Linked DNA regions of Homo sapiens: region 2 is linked to region 1. A link is an interaction called in ENCODE POLR2A ChIA-PET data of the cell type or tissue named here. Cell type or tissue: Caco-2. All regions are shown on one strand. Each heading gives the region's core, and the rest is flanking DNA. Links, peaks and the distances in the headings are about the cores only. Region 1 holds the start of PHYHD1 (phytanoyl-CoA dioxygenase domain containing 1). Region 2 overlaps PKN3 (protein kinase N3).

Region 1 (5,361 bases), core at 359-5,358:
GGTGTTCAGGGAAAGGTGGGCTGCCTTTTCCCCTTGTCCTTATTTAGCGATGCCGCCGGGCATTTAACACCCACCTGGACTTCAGCAGAGTGGTCCGGGGCGAACCAGCCATGGGACGGTCACCCAGCAGTGCCGGGCTGGGCTCTGCGGTGCGGTCCACGGGAGAGCAGGCCTCCAGCTGGAAAGGCCAGGCCTGGAGCTTGCCTCTTCAGTATTTGTGGCAGTTTTAGTTTTTTGTTTTTTTTTTTTTAATCAAAAAACAATTTTTTTAAAAAAAAAGCTTTGAAAATGGATGGTTTGGGTATTAAAAAGAAAAAAAAAACTTAAAAAAAAAAAGACACTAACGGCCAGTGAGTTGGAGTCTCAGGGCAGGGTGGCAGTTTCCCTTGAGCAAAGCAGCCAGACGTTGAACTGTGTTTCCTTTCCCTGGGCGCAGGGTGCAGGGTGTCTTCCGGATCTGGTGTGACCTTGGTCCAGGAGTTCTATTTGTTCCTGGGGAGGGAGGTTTTTTTGTTTGTTTTTTGGGTTTTTTTGGTGTCTTGTTTTCTTTCTCCTCCATGTGTCTTGGCAGGCACTCATTTCTGTGGCTGTCGGCCAGAGGGAATGTTCTGGAGCTGCCAAGGAGGGAGGAGACTCGGGTTGGCTAATCCCCGGATGAACGGTGCTCCATTCGCACCTCCCCTCCTCGTGCCTGCCCTGCCTCTCCACGCACAGTGTTAAGGAGCCAAGAGGAGCCACTTCGCCCAGACTTTGTTTCCCCACCGCCTGCGGCATGGGTGTGTCCAGTGCCACCGCTGGCCTCCGCTGCTTCCATCAGCCCTGTCACCACCTGGTCCTTCATGAAGAGCAGACACTTAGAGGCTGGTCGGGAATGGGGAGGTCGCCCCTGGGAGGGCAGGCGTTGGTTCCAAGCCGGTTCCCGTCCCTGGCGCCTGGAGTGCACACAGCCCAGTCGGCACCTGGTGGCTGGAAGCCACCCTGCTTTAGATCACTCGGGTCCCCACCTTAGAAGGGTCCCCGCCTTAGATCAATCACGTGGACACTAAGGCACGTTTTAGAGTCTCTTGTCTTAATGATTATGTCCATCCGTCTGTCCGTCCATTTGTGTTTTCTGCGTCGTGTCATTGGATATAATCCTCAGAAATAATGCACACTAGCCTCTGACAACCATGAAGCAAAAATCCGTTACATGTGGGTCTGAACTTGTAGACTCGGTCACAGTATCAAATAAAATCTATAACAGAAAGTGGCCTTTGGAGGTCTTTGTGTCATGGGAGGACGCTTCCCTCACTTCTCTGAAGCCTGCCGGGCCGTGTGGAACGTTGCTTGGGCACCTACAGGAGAGTTAACTCTGCTCATCTCCTGCCCCATGAGACTCTGTGCCTTTGGAGGCAGTTACTGGAGCTTGTAAGCTGGACGCAGCACCTGCTAGGTAACAGGCTGTGACCTGGGCTGGGGATCCCATAGCCAGCACAATCTCTGTCATCCTACTCACCTGTGGTTGGGCACTCATGAGGGGGTTTTTTTGTTGTTGTTGTTTTTTTGACAGGGTCTCATTCTGTCACCTAGAGTGCACTGCTGGAATATAGTGGCGTGATCACGGCTCACTGCAGCCTTGACCTCTCCAGGCTCAGGTGATCTCACCTCGGCCTCCCAAGTAGCTAGGACCACAGGGGCATGCTGGCTAATTTTTTTTTTTTTTTTTTTTTTTTGAGACAGAGTCTTACTCTGTCACCCAGGCTGGAATGCAGTGGCTCGATCTCGGCTCACTGCAACCTCCGCCTCCCAGGTTCAAGTGATTCTCTTGCCTCAGCCTCACGAGTAGCTGGGACTACAGGTGCCTGCCACCATGCCCAGCTAATTTTTGTATTTTTAGTAGAGACAGGGTTTCACCATGTTGGCCAGGCTGGTCTTGATCTCCTGACCTTCTGATCCACCTACCTCAGCCTCCCAAAATGCTGGGATTACAGACATGAGCTACTGCGCCCAGCCGTGCTGGCTAATTTTTGTATTTTTTGTAGGGACGGGGTTTTGCCATGTTGCCCAGGTTGGTCTCGAATCCCTGAGCTCAAGAGATCCACCCACCTCAGCCTCCTAAAGTGCTGGGATTATAGGCGTGAGCCACCGTGCTTGGCCCCTCATGAGTTTTGATGGGTGGGGATGGGAGAGGAGGGCACTGGAATGGGAACCAGTAGTCCTGGGCCTTTGTCCCAGCTTCATGGGACAGGATGTGCATGAAGCTAGGCAGATCCCTTCTCCAGTGGCCTCTGTATCCCCATGTGGACAATGGGAATTTCCACTCTGTGCTCTCAAAGGTCCCTTGCAATTCCAACAGTGAGTCCCAAGTGGTCTACAGAGGTGGGGCTGAGAGTCATCGTGGGGAAGCCTGCCTCAGCTCCCAGCCCCTTTGGGGGCCTTTGGGAGGTAGTGTGGTAAAGGGCAGAGGCTGAGACAGCTGCTTCCAGATGCCAGTTCTGCCGTGTTTGATGTGGGGCTTCAGTGTTCTCATTTGTAAAATCAGGAAGGTAATGGCACACTTGCAGGACTGTTCAAGGAACAATGGCGATTATGTAGGTAGATGGGGTTTTTGGTGGAGGACCTGGCTGCTAGTACCCAATAAATGGCCTTGTATCTTCCACCCAGACCAAGGATCCTTGTGGTGGGCCAACGTGGGCGCCCTGCGGCAGGAGACTGGGTGAGGAAGAAAGGCCATCATATCTGACTTTGACCTTAGTGATGAGGCCTGGGTGGCTGCTTGGGCACCTCCTCTACAACTGGACAGAGTCTATCCCTCCTCCCTCCACGGGGACTCTGACCCCTCCAGGTGAACTCAGGCCTGAGCCAAGATTCCCTCCCTCTTCTCCCCCTGCCATGGGCTGACAGGCTGAGCAGCTGGACTGTGACTGCCGGGCTGGGGCCTTCTTTTCTGTTTCCGTGGTGGAGGTCCCTCCCCCAGTTTGGTACCCTTCCCACCACCCCCCGACCCCACTCCCGCCCCCACCCTGGCCTTGAGGCTGTCCAGCGCCTGGAGCAGGAGAGTTCGATCTGGAGCTGGTTTACATTTGGAAAAAACCACCATGTAGAAACACCGCCCACCCACTTCCCAAAGTTGAGCAGAATGAACAGTTAGTGGGAGGCTGGGCCTCTCCCCTCCCCCTCCCCCACCCACCCAGGGCTCTCCACTCTGCCTAAAACCACTGTGGTGGTCTTCTCTCTGATTGTAACAGCAATTTTGGAAGCTCAAAAAAATTGTTTAAATTATATTCCACCCAGCTGGGCGCGGTGGCTCACGCCTGTAATCCCAGCACTTTGGGAGGCCGAGGCAGGCAGATCACAAGGTCAGGAGATTGAGACCATCCTGGCTAACGCGGTGAAACCCCATCTCTACTAAAAAATATAAAAAATTAGCCAGGCGTGGTGGCAGGCGCCTGTAGGCCCAGCTACTGGGGAGGCTGAGGCAGGAGAATGGCGTGAACCCGGGAGGCGGAGCTTGCAGTGAGCTGAGATTGCGCCACTGCACTCCAGCCTGGGTGACAGAGCGAGACTCCATCTCAAAAAAAATAAATAAAATAAAAAATAAATAAATAAATAATATTCCACTCAGAACAGCCCCTGCTAACATTTGGTGAACAACTTGTTCACCAGTTGGTAGGCACTTACTCAGCGCCAGGCCTGGTGCCAAGCTCTTTATCAGCTGCGAAGCATTCATCTTATTTACTGCTCACAGGGGATCCTACTGCTAGCCCCAAATTACAGACTGGGAAAGTAAGGCCTGAACATCTGGGACGCAAACACAGTCTGCTTCACTGAGTCTCTACTACAAGCCTTCTGTGGGGGCTCCCAGGGGAATGGCTGGCCCAGTCCGAGGGGACCTCAGTGTTCTTGGCACATGGTAGGCATCTGTCTTTGTTGGGCAGTTGCATCAGAAGGGTTAAGGACAGCTGGGAACACATCCTGCCTCTAGTGAACCTCGTGGTTCTGTCATCTGCCTGCCCCTCACCCAGCCTAACCCCTCTGAACCAGGAGCCTGAGCTGCACTTACTGCTCCCCCCTGCCCCCCGGACGGCCTGGACCAAGCAGCAGCTCCCAGAGCGGTGGCCCAGCAAACACGACTTGACTCGAGGCCAAGGCTCTTGAGGGCTGAGCAGTGTCCCCATGCACACTCCTGAAACACTTTGTCCCTTCGCCATTCAGAAGGCATCATTTTGGGGAAGGCAGCAGCCGGTTTTTCAGAGCCAGCGAGTGGCCCTGCCAGCTGCTGAGCAGGGCAAGCTGAGAAGGGTGGTGGTGTGCAAGTGTTATTCTCTCTTTTTGTTTTTGTTTTTGTTTTTTGAGATGGAGTCTTACTCTGTCGTCCAGGCTGGAGTGAGTGCCGTGGCATGATCTCGGCTCACTGCAACCTCCGCCTCCTGGGTTCAAGCGATTCTCCTGCCTCAGCCTCCCGAGTAACTGGGACTACAGGCACCTGCCACCATGCTCGGCTAGTTTTTGGTATTTTTATTTATTATTTATTTATTTATTTTGAGACCGAGTCTCGCTCTGTCGCCCAGGCTCTAGTGCAGTGGCCCAATCTCGGCTCACTGCAAGCTCCGCCTCCCGCGTTCACGCCATTCTCCTGCCTCAGCCTCGCGAGCAGCTGGGACTACAGGTGCCCGCCACCACGCCCGGCTAATTTTTTGTATTTTTAGTAGAGACGGGGTTTCACCGTGTTAGCCAGGATGGTCTCGATTTCCTGACCTCGTGATCCGCGCGCCTCTGCCTCCAAAGTGCTGGGATTACAGGCCCGAGCCGCCGCACCCGGCCTGCAGGTGTTGTTCTGACCCCAGCTCCACTGTGCCAGCCCGACTTGAGATGCCAAGTATCTTGGGCCTGAGGGTGGGTAACAGGAAGCATCTCTCTCTCCTCAGCCCCTTCCTCCTACTAAGATACCCCATGTCTCCTACTTTCGTCTGAGCTGCAGATGGATGCGTTAATTCCCTTCCATAATCCTCCCAGGACCGAGAGGGTTTCAGATCGGTGCTGGGAGGGGCCCAGATAGTTCTCCCCAGGACCTCTTCCACCTTTGGAATGCCCATTACCTGGAGAAGGGGGGTGCCGCACATCCCCCAGACCAACCCTGCATCCCATTCTATCCAGATTGAGGCCTAGAGAGAGGCAGGCGTTCCTCAGAGTCACAGGGAATGGCGGCGCCTGGACTGGGACTCAGCCCAGCTGCTTGGCCTGACCCTCTCACAGCATAATTTCCCGGCACCTGGTAAGCAGTGGTGGGGGGTGGTTTCCAGAAGAAACACAGAGGAAGCAGATAAAATCCTTGGAGATGGGAAAGGGCAAATCCTGGATTAGTTGTGGGGGTGGGGGAGA
Region 2 (5,365 bases), core at 54-5,053, 210 kb before region 1:
GACAAGGTTTCACCGTGTTAGCCAGGATGGTCTCGATCGCCTGACCTTGTGATCTGCCGGCCTAGGCCTCCCAAAGTGCTGGGACAGGTGTGAGCCACCGCGCCCGGCCAAAAAAGTTAATTTTCTTATCTTGCACTGAGATCTGTCTCCTTGTAGCAGCAGCCAAATCATCATCAACAAATAATCTGAGAGCATGGGCTTTGAAGCTGTATCCCACCGAGATACAGTGAGAGCTGGAAAGGCCAGTGCCTGTCTCCACAGAGCACTGCTACAGGGCCGACTGACCCCATTCCATTGTGAGCAGAGCTGAGAAGAGGAAATGCAGGCTCTGGATGGAGCCCTCTCACCTGGCCTTGGGGAATCGAGGAATATTTTCTTTTCTTTTTTTTTTGAGATGGAGTCTCGCACTGTCGCCCAGACTGGAGTGCAGTGGTGCGATATCAGCTCACTGCAACCTCCGCCTCCTGGGTTCAAGCAATTCTCCTGCCTCAGCTTCCCGAGTAGCTGGGATTACAGGCCTGCACCACCATGCCTGGCTAATTTTTGTATTATTAGTAGAGACAGAGTTTTGCCATGTTGGCCAGGCTGGTCTCAAACTCCTGACCTCAGGTGATCCATCTGCCTTGGCCTCCCAAAGTGCTGGGATTACAGGCGTGAGCCAACCATGCCCGGCCCAAGGAATGTTTTCTAGAGGAGGTGGTGTCTTGGCCTTGAAGGACTTACACGGGAGTACTTATGGCCAAGTAGACAAGTTGAGGAACGCAGAAGAAACAGCTTGTTAAAAGGCCTAGAAGTCAACTACTCAAGGCCACCCCATATCCTGTCCCCTGGCTAAACACCCCAGATACTTGAGTTGTCCTTTTTTTTTTTTGAGATGGAGTTTTGCTCTTATTGCCCAGGCTGGAGTGCAGTGACACGATCTTATTGCCCAGACTGGAGTGCAGTGGCGCAATCTTGGCTCACTGCAACCTCCGCCTCCCGGGTTCAAGCAATTCTCCTGCCTCAGCCTCTTGAATAGCTGGGATTACAGGCATGTACCACCACACCTGGCGAATTTTTATATTTTCAGTAGAGATGGGATTTCTCCATGTTGGTCAGGCTGGTCTCGAACTTCCGACCTCAGGTGATTTGCCCGCCTTGGCCTCCCAAAGTGCTGGGATTACAGGCGTGAGCCACCTCGCCCCACCTCTTTTTTTTTTTTTTTTGGAGACAGAGTCTTGCTCTGTCGCCCAGGCCGGATTGCAGTGGTGTGATTTCGGCTCACTGCAAGCTCTGCCTCCCGGGTTCACGCCATTCTTCTGCCTCAGCCTCTCGAGTAGCTGGGACTAACTACAGGCGCCCGCCACTGCGCCCGGCTAATTTTTTGTATTTTTAGTAGAGACGAGGTTTCACCATGGTCTTGATCTCCTGACCTCGTGATCTGCCCACCTCGGCCTCCCAAAGTGCTGGGATTACAGGTGTGAGCCACCACGCCCGGCCTTTTTTTTGGGGGGGGTGGGGGACAGAGTCTTGCTTTGTCGCCCAGGCTGGAGTGCAGTGGCATAATCTTGACTCACTGCAACCTCCGCCTCCCAGGTTCAAGCGATTCTCCTGCCTCAGCCTCCCAAGTAGTTGGGATTACAGGCGCCCACCGCCATGCCCGGCTAATATTTGTATTTTTAGTAGAGACAGAGTTTCACCATGTTGGCCAGGCTGGTCTCGAACTCCCGACCTCAGGTGATCCACCTGCCTCAGCCTACCAAAGTGCTGGGATTACAGGTGTGAGCCACCACGCCCGGCCTCAAGTTTTTGTTTTGTTTGTTTTTTTTTGAGCTGGAGTCTTGCTCTGTCGCCCAGGCTGGAGTGCAATGGCACAATATTGGCTCACTGCAACCTCTGCCTCCCGGGTTCAAGTGATTCTCCTGCCTCAGCCTTCCGAGTAGCTGGGATTACAGGTGCCCACCATCATGCCCGGCTGGTTTTTGTATTTTTAGTTGGGATGGGGTTTCGCCATGTTGGTCAGGCTGGGCTTGAACTCCTGACCTCAGGTGATCTGCCTGCCTTGGTCTCCCAAAGTGTTGGGATTACAGGCATGAGCCACTGCGCCCGGCCGAGCTGTTCTTTCTAAGCTTCTCTTTCTACCCTGGACCCCTGCCTTTGTTTACAAGTTCTCTCTGTGTGTAACCCCCAGGCCCAGACTCTCCCTAAATGATACTCTTGGGCCTGCTTCGTGTCCTCAAAAGCTGCTAGATCCCCACTGCTTTCTCTACCCTTTGAGGGACAACCCTCTAGTGACGTGACACATGAACTTACTCCGTTGACAAAACACGTTTCATATCCATTGGGAGAGGTGGGGCAGAGCTGGGACTCACCTCCACTGTTCAGATGGGGAAACTGAGGCCCAGGGAGCAGGTGGGTCCGGACAGGAAGCCAGGCTTCCTGCTCCCTGTCCCAAGCTCTTATCCTTGCCACAGTGCTCTCTAGGCCCCACTTCTAGGCAGCATCTCGTCATGTGCTGTGGCTCTGTGCAGCCTGGCTAAGGTCTGAGGTCTGAGCCTATGTCCCTGCCGCTCCAGCATGTGGAGGGGAGAGCCAGTTGCTCTGCCCTGGAAAGAGGTGGCTGCCACAGAGAAGTGTGCATTCTGGGACAACGTGGCTCCTCACCTGGGAGTGTCCAGGTCGGAGGCCTCCTAGGGTGTCATCGGGGTCCAAGGGTACCCTTTGGGGGGCTCATGGTGCTTGGGAGCTGCAGGACAGTCAGCAGGCTCCAGTCTAGGCACTCTAGGCCGCCACACTGAGTGAGGTTCCTCAGGTAACTGCCCTGGCCTCAGGTGGGTACGGTCTGGGTTCAGCCACCTCCTGGAGAGGGTGGCCTTCCTGGGGTCCCAGGACACCTTGGTGGTAGCAGTGGGAAGATGGCATCTGACAACGCCCCCCGCTCACTCTCCCCACAGGGACACTGCAGGTCCGCCTCCTGGGCTGTGAACAGTTGCTGACAGCCGTGCCTGGGCGCTCCCCAGCGGCCGCACTGGCCAGCAGCCCCTCCGAGGGCTGGCTTCGGACCAAGGCCAAGCACCAGCGTGGCCGAGGCGAGCTTGCCAGTGAGTAGGGAAGGAGCTTCAGGGGGAGCAGGAGACCCCTGCTTCAGGCCTGCCCTGAGTCCCGGCTCTGGCCCTGCAGGCGAGGTGCTGGCTGTGCTAAAGGTGGACAACCGTGTTGTGGGGCAGACGGGCTGGGGGCAGGTGGCCGAACAGTCCTGGGACCAGACCTTTGTCATCCCACTGGAGCGAGTAAGGCTGGCCTTTGTGTGGTCAGGGGTGACCTTGGGCTGCGGGGTGGAAGGCTGCCCAGGTCGGGGCTCGTTCTGCACCCCACCCTTCAGCCTGGCCTCCCCAATACAGGCCCGTGAGCTGGAGATTGGGGTACACTGGCGGGACTGGCGGCAGCTATGTGGCGTGGCCTTCCTGAGACTTGAGGACTTCCTGGACAATGCCTGTCACCAACTGTCCCTCAGCCTGGTACCGCAGGGACTGCTTTTTGCCCAGGTGCTCACCACCTCCGCCCTCTGACTTGGTGGGACCCTGGGGCGTCAGGGCCAGGAAGGCCTTCAAGACCGATGCACTGCGTGTAGGTGCAGAGACTGACGACCAGAGAGGAGGGCTCCAGGAATAAGGGCTCCTAGCCGCTCTCTCAGGGCTGCATCTGGAGGCCTGGGTCCTTGTCCTGACTGCCCTGCCTCAGGTGTGACCCTGGAAAAGTGCCTCTCCTCCCTGGGCCTCTGTTTCTCCACTAGTATCAATGAGGACATTGAATCTGTTTCTCTGGGTCTTTCTGGCTCTTGCATCTGTTGACCCTGGGGGCTTGGGCTGTAATCCCAGGGGCAGAGGAGGTGCCATGGCAGATGAGATGGGAGGCGACTGGTCCACAACCCTGCCCCTACCCCTGCAGGTGACCTTCTGCGATCCTGTCATTGAGAGGCGGCCCCGGCTGCAGAGGCAGGAACGCATCTTCTCTAAACGCAGAGGTGTGGAGGGAATGGGGGCTATGTGTGAGGGAGCAGGGCTGGGGTCCCGGGACTAAGCTCCCCCTTTTCTCCCAGGCCAGGACTTCCTGAGGGCTTCGCAGATGAACCTCGGCATGGCGGCCTGGGGGCGCCTCGTCATGAACCTGCTGCCCCCCTGCAGCTCCCCGAGCACAATCAGCCCCCCTAAAGGATGCCCTCGGACCCCAACAACACTGCGAGAGGCCTCTGACCCTGCCACTCCCAGGTGAGGAGCTCCCTTGCCCTAGACTGCATGCTCCTCTGTGGCGGCTTCCTGACTCCAGATCCAGGCGGTATCTGTCTGTCTGTCTGCATTGCTCAGCCCGCTAACCCTCTGTCCATCTCACTTTGGGTTGGTGTGTCCATCCTGCCAGCTCTTGCGTCTGCCTGTGCTGGGCACTGTGTCTACTTTCTCCCTACAGTAATTTCCTGCCCAAGAAGACCCCCTTGGGTGAAGAGATGACACCCCCACCCAAGCCCCCACGCCTCTACCTCCCCCAGGAGCCAACATCCGAGGAGACTCCGGTGAGGGGCTGGAGGGACTAGTGGCTCCTAGGGCCGGCTGGGGCTGGCAGGGCCACCCAGCTGTGGGGTGGCAGGCCTGAAGGGAAAGAGAGAAGGAAGCCCAGCCCTGCCCTGAGCTCCTCTATACTCACAGCGCACCAAACGTCCCCATATGGAGCCTAGGACTCGACGTGGGCCATCTCCACCAGCCTCCCCCACCAGGTACCCCATCCTGCGCACCTTCATGTTTGAGACGTTCGTCTGCTTGCTTGAACATTTGTGTATCCATTCATACATTACTCCCTGGCTCCCTGGCGGGTGCGCTGACTGGCTCTCGGGGTCTGATTTACTAAACCCACATTATTGAGCTCCAGCTCTATGCCGGCTTCTAGGAGTCCTTACTGCAGGGCTTTTTCGAGCCCATAGGTCGGGACAGCCCAGGACTGGGCATGGGAGGCTTGGAGTGGCTCTGGGTAGGGGCCCAGCCAGTGCCCTAGGGGACTTCATATACCCTCTCTTCCTTTGCAGGAAACCCCCTCGGCTTCAGGACTTCCGCTGCTTAGCTGTGCTGGGCCGGGGACACTTTGGGAAGGTAGTGGGCTGAAGAGGGTGGTATGGGACGGGATTGGGGGCCTCATCACATGAGCCGGGAGGACCTGATCTGTGGGGGCGGTAAAGGCTCCCTGGTCTGGCCCACCTGGAGCACAACCTCTCTCTGGCCCCAGGTCCTCCTGGTCCAGTTCAAGGGGACAGGGAAATACTACGCCATCAAAGCACTGAAGAAGCAGGAGGTGCTCAGCCGGGACGAGATAGAGAGGTGTGTGGGGGTGCCGCAGGGCA

The links. Peaks named below come from ENCODE experiments on the same cell type or tissue, not always from the same donor. Only the 100,000 strongest peaks of a DNase experiment are listed, where the experiment ranks them.
Region 2: POLR2A ChIA-PET joins it to region 1 with 5 read pairs; 3 of 35 experiments call an interaction of 5 or more read pairs at or near these places.

What each region holds. Positions count from the first base shown.
Region 1 is chr9:128,916,794-128,922,154 of GRCh38, forward strand. LRRC8A (leucine rich repeat containing 8 VRAC subunit A) reads left to right here. Exons shown (of 4, transcript NM_019594.4): 4 at 1-1,246. It overlaps PHYHD1 (phytanoyl-CoA dioxygenase domain containing 1), which reads left to right and starts at 4,189. Exons shown (of 13, transcript NM_001100876.2): 1 at 4,189-4,875; 2 at 5,137-5,254. In Caco-2, for the core only: no CTCF peak of the experiment used is centred there; a DNase peak (open chromatin) is centred at 2,821.
Region 2 is chr9:128,710,119-128,715,483 of GRCh38, forward strand. PKN3 (protein kinase N3) reads left to right here. Exons shown (of 22, transcript NM_013355.5): 7 at 2,934-3,080; 8 at 3,160-3,269; 9 at 3,381-3,524; 10 at 3,928-4,003; 11 at 4,079-4,247; 12 at 4,444-4,546; 13 at 4,680-4,747; 14 at 5,054-5,117; 15 at 5,251-5,342. Among named protein-coding and RNA genes, the nearest start is that of PKN3, 10 kb to the left of the region's middle. RefSeq lists enhancers at 2,826-3,327, 3,328-3,827. In Caco-2, for the core only: no CTCF peak of the experiment used is centred there; a DNase peak (open chromatin) is centred at 2,563.